Regions from separate parts of the Homo sapiens genome. Here region 2 is linked to region 1. Evidence: read pairs that join two places in POLR2A ChIA-PET (ENCODE). Cell type or tissue: PC-9. All regions are shown on one strand. Each heading gives the region's core, and the rest is flanking DNA. Links, peaks and the distances in the headings are about the cores only.

Region 1 (5,826 bases), core at 252-5,251:
CTGTGATCGTGCCACAGCACTCTAGCCTGGGCAACAGAGCAAGACCCTGCTTCAAAAAAAAAAAAAAAAATTTACCAGCTGTGTGATCTAGGACAATTTATTTGAGTTCTATAGGCCTCATCCAATGATAATAATTGGACTTACCTTATTGGTTGTGACAACTAAATAAAAAAAAAATACATATAAAGTGCTTAGAACAGTTCCTGGCATTTAGTAAGAGCTTTGTAAGTATTAACTATTATTAGTACCATCATCATCTTTATTGCCACTATTTACTGAGTGTCTAATATGTACCAGACATGTCTAAACACATATAGTACATGCATTATTAGCTCATTTAACTACTTTGGGGTTTTTTTTGCGGGGGGGTTGTTGTTTTTTGAGATGGAGTCTTGCTCTGTTGCCCAGGCGGGAGTGCAGTGGTGTGATCTCGGCTCACTGCAACCTCTGCCTCCCAGGCTCAAGCAATTTTCCTGCTTCAGCCTCCCGATTAGCTGGGACTACAGGCGTGCACCACCACACTCGGCTAATTTTTGTATTTTTAGTAGAGACAGGGTTTCACCATGTTGGTCAGGCTGGTCTTGAACTCCTGACCTCAAGTGATCCGCCCACCTCAGCCTGCAAAAGTACTGGGATTACAGGTGAGCCACTGCGCCCGGCTGAACTACACTTTGAAACAGGGTGTAACCCACTTGGCTCTCAAGCAGAGCCAAGTGTAGAGAAAAAGGCAATATAATAATTATCTGCTTTCTAGTCCTTCCTTTTAGCCACTGGAGAAAATAGTAACCACTTTCTGTGTTAAACAAACAAAAAGAAGAAAAACAGCAAAACTGAAACAAACTAACAAATCCCCTCAATATTTGATTTCCAATTTGTGAACCACTCCAATACAGATAATTCTGAGAAGCATGTAACAACCAGTAAGAAAACCTAGTATGTTTGCTTTAAAGTCATAGACTAGTTTTCAATGGATAGTCAACTAGCATTGGAAATAAAAGAGTAAGATCAATGTTGTAGGTTCATTTGGTCTATAGTATAGTTTACCTGTGATGTTTCTTTGTTGATTTTCTGTCTAAATAATCTGTCCAATGCTGAGAAAGGGGTTCTCAACTATGATTGTACTGGGGCCTATAGTTGGATTTTTTTCCTTTAGCTCTAATAATATTTGCTTTATATATCTGAGTTCTTCAGGGTTGGGTGAATACATATTTACAATTGTCATAGCCTTTTGCTGACTTGATCCTTTTTATCATTATGTAATGAACTTTTTTGTCGCTTTAAACATTTTTTGTTTTAAAGTCTATGCTGTGTGATGCAAGCAATAGCTACTCCTGCTCACTTTTGGTTTCCATTTCTGTGGAATATCTTTTTTCATCCCTTCACTTTCAGTCTATGTGTCTTTATAGGTGAAGTGAGTTTTTGAAGGCAGCATATACTTGGGTCTTGCTTTTAAAATTCTTTAAGCAAGTCTGTATATTTCAGTGCTTCAGTTGAGGAAGCTAAAAATGGGAGAGTTCAGTAACCTGCACAAAGTTAAACTGGTAAGTAATTGGTGAAGTCAAAATCTAGAATCAAGGCGTTTTTGTTGTTTATTTTTTGTTTTGGAGACAGGGCCTTGCTGTGTTGCCCAGGCTGAAGTGCAGTGGTGCAATCACAGCTCACTTTAGCTTCATCCTCCTGGGCTCAAGTGATCCTCCCACCTCAACCTCCTGAGTAGCTGGGACCACAGGTATGCACCACCACACCTGGCTAATTTTTGTATTTTTTGTAGAGACAGGGTTTTGTTGTCCTGGCTGGTCTTGAACTCCTGGGTTCAAGTGATCTGCCCACCTTGGCCTCCCAAAGTGCTGGGATTATAGGCGTGAGCCACCGTGTCCGGCCTGCAATCGAGTTTTCCTAACTCCAGAGTTACGCTGTTATTTCCCTCTGCTACTGTCCATAGTAACAGCCATATTACTGAGTACTTACCACTTGCTGAGTAGGGTGCTGGGCACTTTACATGCCTTATTTCATTTAGTGTTCGCAATAATGCTATGAGGTAGAGTCTCGTTATCCCCATTTTACAGATGAGGTAACCAAGCTTCAGAGAAGCTAAGCAGCCTCCACAAATTTATACAGCAAAGAAAGCCAGCCTTTAAATCCAGGCCTGCCTGACTCTAAAATCTGTTCTATTGAGTTTAACTGCCAAACAGGTGAGCAGGATGCTCCTAGGAGGGTGGTAACAGTGATTGGTAATCCATGACTTCTGGGATCCACTGAAACCCAGGGATATGCAGTTTGCCTAATCAGCCCTATTTTCTGAGCTATCATTAGGGACAATTTTCACTTTCTCTGATGCTTCATTTCCCTGCAGCTTCTGAAAGCTGTTGATTTGCTCAGATTAAGACCAGCTTCTGCGCCTTTCGCGTGTCAGATTGTTGTGTACGTGTTCAAGAGTATGGAGGAATCATAAACAGTCCAGAAGGAGGCCCTGGTGTACTACACAAAGTTTTTGCCACATTGCTATGGGAGGAATCTGTGTTGCTTGAGCAAACACTTGAGGTTATGTGACTGTGAGATTCCAAATGTGCATTTCAACATCAGGTCATGACGGTGCAACTTGTTTTGTGATGAATGGCACTATAAGTAGAACATATTCTATAGACCAAGGATTCTTAGCCAGGGATGCATGGCGGGGCTTCAGAGGCTCTGGGAACATTCTGTATGTGTGTGTGCATTTTACTGGAGAGAGATCTCATAACTTTTATAATATTCTCAAAGGAGTTCATGACTCAAAAAAATCATTTAAAAACCATTGTTCTCAATTTAAAAATCACTAGAAGAGGAAGCTTCAGAAAACAGAATAAGCCAGGCACAGTGGTGTGTGCTTGTAGTCCCAGCTACTCAAGAGGCTGAGGTGGGAGGATGGCTTGAGCCCAGGAGTTTGAGGCTGCAGTGAGCTGTGATTGCACCTGTGAATAGCCACTGCACTGCAGCCTAGGCAACATAAGAGACCCTGACTCTAAAAAACAAACAAACAAACAAAAAACAGAAACCTTAAGTACTCTAATGAAAATGACAGTGTGCTCTGGAGGCAGAAATGCACCTTCCTTTTTGCATGAAAGATTTACGCTATGGGGCCGGGCACAGTGGCTCATGCCTGTAATCCCAGCACTTTGGGAGGCCGAGGCAGGCGGATCACCTGAGGTCAGGAGTTCAAGACCAGCCTGACCAACATGGCAAAACCTCGTCTCTACTAAAAATACAAAATTAGCTAGGCGTGGGAGCACATGCCTGTAGTCCCAGCTACTCGGTAGGCCGAGGCAGGAGAATCGTTTGAACCTGGGAGGCCGAGGTTGCAGTGAGCCAAGATCACGCCATTGCACCCCAGCCTGGGCAACAAGAGCGAAACTCCATCTCAAGAAAAAAAAAAAAAGTTTATGCTGTGATTAATACCTGGTCTCTGTATTAAGGGAGTGTGTGTGTGTGTGTGTGTGTGTGTGTGTGTGTGTGTGTATAAAAGAGAGTGAGAGAGTACACACACTATGTGCCAGGTAAGTGCTAATATTAGTTCCATTTTTCTTTTTGAGACAGAGTCTCACTCTATCGCCCAGGCTGGAGTGCAGTGGCACCATCTCGGCTCACTGCAACCTCCGCCTCCTGGATTCAAGCAATTCTCTTGCTTGAGCCTCCCAAGTAGCTGGGTTACAGGTGCACACCACCATGCCTGGCTAATTTTTTGTATTTTTAGCAGAAACAGGGTTTTGCCGTGTTGGCCAGGCTGGTCTCGAACTCCCGGCCTCAAGTGATCCCCGCTGCCTCAGCCTCCCAAAGTGCTGGAATTATAGGTGGAAGCCACCATCCCTGGCCTTAGCTCCATTTTATAAATGGGGAAATTGAATCTTACAGAGGCATAGAAATACCCAAGATCAGTGAGTAAGTCCATGTGAGCCCTAAGACAGCTTGCATAGATTTGTAAAGCAAAATACGGAACAAATTATATAAAACCATTTTCTTTTTTTTTGAGACAGTCTCGCTCAGTAGCCCAGGCTGGAGTGCAGTGGCACAATCACAGCTCACTGCAGCCTTAACCTCCTGGGCTTAAACGATCTTCCCACCTCAGCCTCCCAAGTAGTTAGGACTACAGGCACGCACCACCATGCTTGGCTAATATTTTCTGTTTTTTGCAGAGACGGGGATCCTGCTATGTTGCCCAGGCTGGTCTCGAACTCCTGGGCTCAAGAGATCCTCCCATCTCGGCCTCCCAGAGTGCTGAGATTACAGGTGTGAGCCACTGCCCCCAGCCAGAAGACAGTTTCCAAATAACATGCTTAATATTTGTACAAGTATTTCTTTTTTTCTTTTCTTTTTTTTTTTTTTTCTTTTTGAGATGGAATCTCCCTCTCTCGCCCAGGCTGGAGGGCAGTGGCGCAATCTCGGCCCACTGCAACCTCTGCTTCCCAGGTTCAAGTGATTCTCCTGCCTCAGCCTCCCAAGTAGCTGGGATTACAAGTGCCACCACCTCGCCCAGCTAATTTTTGTATTTTCAGTAGAGACGGGGTTTCGCTATGTTAGCCAGCCTGGTCTCGAACTCCTGACCTCAGGTGATCTGCCCACTTCAGCCTCCCAAAGTGCTGGAATTACAAGCGTGAGCCACTGCTCCCGGCCCAAGTATTTCTTTTTTAGGGGAGAAAAAATTATTGGAGAAAATTTCTTTCCTACTCATTTCCCAAATTTTTCTAGGAAGTCTATGTCAGATTTCCTTTCTTTTTTCTTTTCTCCCTTAAAATAATTTTTAATTGTTATTATAAACAGGATGGACCTGTGCTGAGGAGTGTAGCAGGACTGTGGTTTTATTCCTGCACTGTCTACTGGGTTGTGTGAAGATGGGCTAGAAAGAGGATCTGTTGGGAAGGAAGAGTCTAAAAATGAATGAACGTCAAGAGTCAACGACTCTTACAGCATCATTACCGTCTGTTCCTCTTCTCAGAGAGTCAGGCATGAGGGCCACCAGGCAGGGGAAAAAATGACTTCAGATCATGAGAAATTAAAAGCTTTTAATTAAAATTCATCCGGGTGAGAGAGTGTTCATGGCCAAATATTACAAAAAAAGCTATTTTCCTGTAATCAGTGCTTGGTCAGAAGTTCATAGACCCAGTTCACTTTCTACCCCATTTCTTCAGTCTTCCCCCTCAAAATTAAGTTAGCGCTAGGAGCCTGTAGAATGTGTGTGGCATAAATGTGTCTTGCCTGTGCTACAGCTGCACTTTCACTGGTGGCTGGAGCCAGTCCTGTGCATGTTCTCTCCTGCACCTCGTCAGTTAGCCAATCCCAATTTACCCTCCAAGATTAGGATCCTGGCTGGGCGCGGTGGCTCATGCCTGTAATCTCAACACTTTGGGAACCCGAGGTGGGTGGATCACGAGGTCAGGAGTTCAAGACCAGCTTGGCCAAGATGGTGAAACCCTGTCTCTACTAAAAATACAAAAATTAGCCAGGCGTGGTGGCAGGTGCCTGTAATCCCAGCTACTCGGGAGGCTGAGGCAAATAATTGCTTGAACCTGGGAGGTGGAGGTTGCAGTGGGCCGAGATCACGCCACTGCACTGCAGCCTAGGCAACAAAATGAGACTTTGTCTCAAAAAAAAAAAAAATTAGGATCCTGGCTGGGTGCAGTGACTCACACCTATAATCCCAGCACTTTGGGAGGCTGAAGTGGGCGGATCACTTGAGGTCAGGAGTTTAAGACCAACCTGGCCAACATGGTGAAATCCTGTCTCTACTGAAAATACAAAAATTAGCCAGGTGTGGTGGCGGGCACCTATAATCTCAGCTACTTGGGAGCTGAG
Region 2 (5,826 bases), core at 440-5,439, 810 kb before region 1:
CAGAGTCCTCATGTGTCTTGTTCAGTGCTGTAATTCCAGACCCCAGAATAATGCCAGGCACATAGTAAGTGCTCAGTGGATACTTGGACACAGCCTAGGTTAAAAATAGTCCTAGTTCAGACTTGCCACAAAATCTTGTAAGGGACACAGCCATACACTTTCTTCTTTTACTCATGCAAGATCCAAAAAGACACACCTATGGAATACATTTATACAAAATCTTCGCAAAGAAATCAGGGAGGCATTTCCATGAACAGTGTTCAGTAATATCTGTCTGCAGACATAAGGACTACTTAAAAATAAATCCCTTAATGATATGATTTCAGGGGTTATGATACCCCTCCTGTCCGTAAAATTTTTCTAGGACATAGTTTCTCAAACTTGGCAATATATACATTTCGGGCTGGATAATTCTTTGCTGTGGGGAGCTGTCCTGGGCATTGAAAGATACTCAGCAGCATCCCTGACCTCTACCTACTAGGTGTTAGCAGCTCCTCTCCTGTCGTGACAACGAAAAATGTCTCCAGAAATTGCCAATGTCCCATGGAGGGAAAAATAGTCACCGGCTTAAGAACCACAGCTTAGGGCTTATTGAAGTTAAAAACCCACAGTCAGAGATATTAAAATGCAAATTCCTCTAGAAATGGTCTAATTTTACTTTTACTTCATCATTCATTCATTTTTTAACAGTGAATTATTCAGTAGATACCATGCACCAGACTCAGAAATAAGAGCTAAGAATACAACAGACATAGTGAATATTCTTGAGAGCCTCTCTCATTGTGGGGAGGCAAATGGAGAAGTAGACAAGTGCCAAATGGAAGGCCAGGGCAGTGATGGAGGAAGTGCAAGGGGCAGATTAAGGCAAAAGGACGGCCAGAGAGGATGGCTAGAGAGGATCTGTCATATCTTTTCTGGAGGGCTTTCAATGGGTTGGGAGTACTGGAGTAGGGAGAAGGATGCAGAAACGGAGACTAGTAAACTAAAAACAAATCTAGCTTACTTGGCAAGCTGGGAACAATTTGGTGGTGTTTTTATAAGGTGGATCTTTAATAGTCCCAAAATATCAAATGTGTGATGTCTTTCTTTGGTATACAATCTTTGTATTTATTTAACAATTCAAAATTAAATGTTGTAAAAGACAATAATAAATAAAAGCAACCAGCCAGGCATGGTGGCTCATCACGCCTGTAATCCCAGCACTTTGGGAGGATGAGGTGGGCAGACCACCTGAGGTCAGGAGTTCAAGACCAGCCTGGCCAACATGGTGAAACCCCATCTCCACTAAAAATCCAAAAAAAATAGCCGGGCATGGTGGCACACGCCTGTAATCCTAGACACTCAGGAAGCTGAGGCAGGAGAATCGCTGGTACCCAGGAGGCGGAAGTTGCAGTCAGCTGAGATCGCGCCATTGCACTCCAGCCTGAGCAAGAAGAGCAAAACTCTGTCTCAATAAATAAATAAATAAATGCAACCATCCTTAGAAGACCAGGAGGAAACCAAAGTCAGAGAGTTTTTCAGTGTACTTCTCAGGGCAAAAGGAGTCCATGCAGCTTACCTGTAGTCTGTTCCAGCCCTCAAACAGGAACACACAGATATTGGGGGCCAGGGTTCATAGCATTCCAGGTGTGATTTGCTTGGAATGTCCTGGAGGCAAGATTTCCTTGGTCATCTCTGGAGGTAGCAGGAAGTGGGGTTGACAATTTCGAGATGGCAACACTGACTACATTGTGACACTAACAGTTAAAAAAGGTTTGGATGGCTGGGCACGTTGGCTCATGCCTGTAATCTGAGCACTTTGGGAGACCAAGGCGGGTGGATCACAAAGTCAGGAGATCAAGACCATCCTGGCCAATACAGCGAAACCCAATCTCTACTAGAAATACAAAAAATTAGCCAGGCATGGTGGCACACGCCTGTAGTCCCAGCTACTCGGGAGGCTGAGGCAGGAGAATCACTTGAACTTGGGAGGTGGAGGTTGCAGTGAGCCGAGATCACTCCACTGCACCTCAGCTTGGGCGACAGTCTCAAAAAAAAAAAAAAAAAAAAAAAAGGTTTGGACTATAATACATTGATAATGACTAATTTCAGCTCCATGTTAGGTTTTTTTCTCACTAAAGTTGCCATACTTTCTTTTTCCTTCTACAGTTCACTGAACAACAACAAAAAAGCATAATTAATCCTCTGACAGCTGAGCAGCTGAGACCAGACAAGCAAAGCTGAATTTCAAATGACAATGTGTTAAGTAATTAAAGGAGAATGTCCCAGAAGACAGGAGTGATGCGTTTTACGTTTTGGAATCCAGAAAATTACCCAATTAATTAGCTAGATCCTTGCTTTACTTTATGGCCTTTCCAAAATCTCTGTTTTCTGGTCTCAACCACCTCCAGTCTCAGGGAGGGCAAATATTGAGGCTTAGATTGTTCTGATGGGGAAAGTGATAATGTGGAACTTAATTTAAAATATCTTCTCAAGAATGAAAAAATGCATGGACAAGAATGCTTGCTGGGAATTGTCTTGATGGTTACACAACTCAGTAAATTTAGCAAAAATTATTGAATACATACACTTAAAGTGGCTGAATTTTATGGCATGTCATTTATAGCTCAAATCTGTTTTTTTTAAAGAGTGCTTGGTGACGAGTTAATGGGTGCAACACACCAACACGGCACATGTATACATATGTAACAAACCTGCACATTGTGCACATGTACCCTAGAACTTAAAGTATAATAAAACAAAAAGTGCTTGGAAAGGAAAACATAGATGCACAGAAAAATTTGTTCATCAACACAAAAATAAATATTCATAGATACATTATTCATGAGAACCAAAAAGTGGAAACAATCCAAATATTCATGAACTGCTGAATGGCTAAATAAAATGTAGTATATTCATACAATGGAATATTATTTGGTAATTTAAAAAATGAAATACCAACATTATGTTAAGTGAAATAATCCAGGCAGGCACAGAAAGACAAACATCGCATATTCTCACTAATTTGTGGGATCTAAAAATTTTTAAATTGATCTAATGGAGATCAAGAACAGAAGGGTCATAACCAAAGGCTGGGAAGGGTTGTTGGGGGTGGGGAGGAGGTAGAGATGGTTAATGGGTCCAAAAACTAGTTACAATGAATGAATAAAGCCTATCATTTTTTAGCAAAACAGGGTGTCTGTAGTCAATAATAATTTAATTGTACATTTTAAAATAACTAAAAGAATATAATTGGATTATTGTAACATAAAAGATAAATGCTTGAGGGAATGCATAGCCCATTTTTCATGATGTGATTATTATGCATTGCATGCCTGGATCAAAAGATCTCATGTTCCCCATAAATACATACACCTACTATGTACTCACAAAATAAATTATTATTATTATTATTATTTTCAGACTGAGTCTCGCCCCGTCCCCCAGGCTGGAGTGCAGTGGCTCAATCTCAGCTCACTGCAACCTCCACCTCCTGGGCTCTCATCCTCCCAAGTAGCTGGGACTACAGGCATGAGCCACCATGACCAGTCAATTTTTCTATTTTGAGTAGAGACAGGGTGGGTTTCACCATGTTGGCCAGGCTGGTCTTGAATTCCCAATCTCAAGTGATCCGCCTGCCTCACAAAGTGCTGGCATTACTGGTGTGAGCCACCATGCCCAGCCTAAAAGTGAGTTTTAAAATTAAAGTACTGATACATACCACATGGGTGAATGTTGAAATACTACACTAAGTGAAAGAAGCCAGACACAAAAGACCATGTATTGTATGATTCCATTTATATGTTATGTCCAGAATAGGCAAATCCATGAGAGTCAGAAAATAGTTTAGTGGTTACTAGGTGCTGGGAATGAGAGGAATGAGGAGGGACTGCTAATGAGTATAGGGTTTCTTTATGGGGTGATTAAAAAATGCTGTAAAATTAGATTGTAGTGATAGCTGCCTAATTCTTTGAATATACTAAAAACCATTGGATTGTATACTTTAAATGGGTGAATTATATGACATATAAATTACATCTGAAGAAAGCCTTTACAAAAAAACAATGTTTGTTGCAGCATTGTTTATAACAGCAAAAAAAATCAACAATGGGAGTTGGTTACATTAATCATGGTAAAGCGATACAACCAAATAAATACTACATGGTGAAAAGAGATGCCATAAGTGAGCATCACCAAAATCACAGGGAGTGCTTGTGAAAACTCAGAAATTTTTGACTCAATAGATCTGCCATGGGCCTTAAGGAGGTGCATTTCTCACAACTTCTTTTATTCTTTTTTTTTTTTTTTTTTTTTTTTTTAGACTCCTATTCTGTCACTCAGGCTGGAGTGCAGTGGCACAAGTGCAGTGGTGTGGTCCTAGTTCACTGCAGCCTCAACCTCCAGGGCTTAATCCATCTGCCCACCTCAGCCTCCTCAGTAGCTGAGACCACAAGCACTTGCCATTACAGTTGGCTGATTTTTGTACTTTTTGTAGAGATGGGGTTTTGTCATGTTGCCCAGGCTACCCACACTTTCTCATGCTGCTGGCCTTGGGACTGCTCTCTGAGAACCATATCTTTGTATATGTAAGAAAAGAACAAATGGTCACAATATATTGTTGAAGAATCAAAAGGTGGTTGATTAAATTGTATGAGGCTATTAAAAATATAGACATTTACATTATAAATATTATCCCTGTAGACATTATACATTTTATTCATATGACATATGTGAGCACAGAAAGAAATGTCTGGAAGGCTGGGTACCCAAATATTAATTATTTTTACTTTTTGGTAGCAATTTTTATCTTCTTAATAATTGTGTTTATTTTTACAATGAGCCACATGTCCTTTATCAATCTCACAAATTATAATAAATATCGCAAAGTGTGAAAATGTGAGAAATACTTCGTCTAGTATGTTTTAGAAACATTTTTCACTTTGTTCCTGTTATTTTCTGCTTTTATATTTTTTTAGTCATATGTGTCACCTTTTTCTTTTTTTTGAGACAGAGTCTTGCTCTGTCGCCCAGGCTGGAGTGTAATGGTGCAGTCTTGGCTCACCGCAACCTCTGCCTCCTGGGTTCGAGCGATTCTCCTGCCTTAGCCTCCTGAGTAGCTGGGATTACAGGCATGCACCATCATGCCTGGCTAATTTTGTATTTTTAGTGGAGACAGGGTTTCTCCATGTTGGTCAGGCTGGTCTTGAACTCCCGATCTCAGGTGATCCACCCGCCTGGGCCTCCCAAAGTGTTGGGATTACAGGCGTCAGCCAGCGCACCCAGCCATCACATTTTTCTTTATAGCTAATGTGTTTCATGCCATTATTAGAAAAATCTTCCTGCTTTTGATTAAAGCTTTAAAAAATTTTTGTCTAATTGTATGGCTTAATATTTTATGGCTAAATCTGTTGGTGTAGCAGAGTAGGCATCCATCTAAAATTTTTTGTATGAGGCTAGTCAGTTATAATTTTGCTATTTCCTAAGTAGTTCCTCATTTTCCATCGGTTTCTAATGTCTACGTCTACATCTGGGTCTATTATTGGGCTCTAGTCTTTTCCATTAATTACACTATCCTTGCACTGGTTCTAGTAAATTTTAATACTTGCACTGGTTCCAGTAAATTTTAGTACTTGGGAGAGCTAGTCCAATTTCATTATTAATTTTCAGACTTTTCCTGGTTACTGTTACATTTTCTTCTTCCAGTTAAACATTAAAGTTATTTTGTCAAGTGGACCAAAATGAAATGTTTTTGGTTGAAAATGTGTGGATTTATATAAGGAAACATAGCATCTTTAAAACAGTGAATCTTTGTGTCCAAGAATATAGTATGGCTTTTCATTCATTTCA

The links. Peaks named below come from ENCODE experiments on the same cell type or tissue, not always from the same donor. Only the 100,000 strongest peaks of a DNase experiment are listed, where the experiment ranks them.
Region 2: POLR2A ChIA-PET joins it to region 1 with 7 read pairs; 2 of 35 experiments call an interaction of 5 or more read pairs at or near these places.

The regions. Positions count from the first base shown.
Region 1 is chr2:38,713,852-38,719,677 of GRCh38, forward strand. The region is part of intron 4 of GALM (galactose mutarotase); the gene reads left to right. The region is part of intron 1 of LOC124905993 (a long non-coding RNA gene); the gene reads right to left. Among named protein-coding and RNA genes, the nearest start is that of SRSF7, 35 kb to the right of the region's middle. In PC-9, for the core only: no CTCF peak of the experiment used is centred there; a DNase peak (open chromatin) is centred at 2,560; H3K27ac peaks cover 2,160 bases.
Region 2 is chr2:37,905,502-37,911,327 of GRCh38, forward strand. No RefSeq gene overlaps it. Among named protein-coding and RNA genes, the nearest start is that of RMDN2, 17 kb to the right of the region's middle. In PC-9, for the core only: no CTCF peak of the experiment used is centred there; no DNase peak of the experiment used is centred there.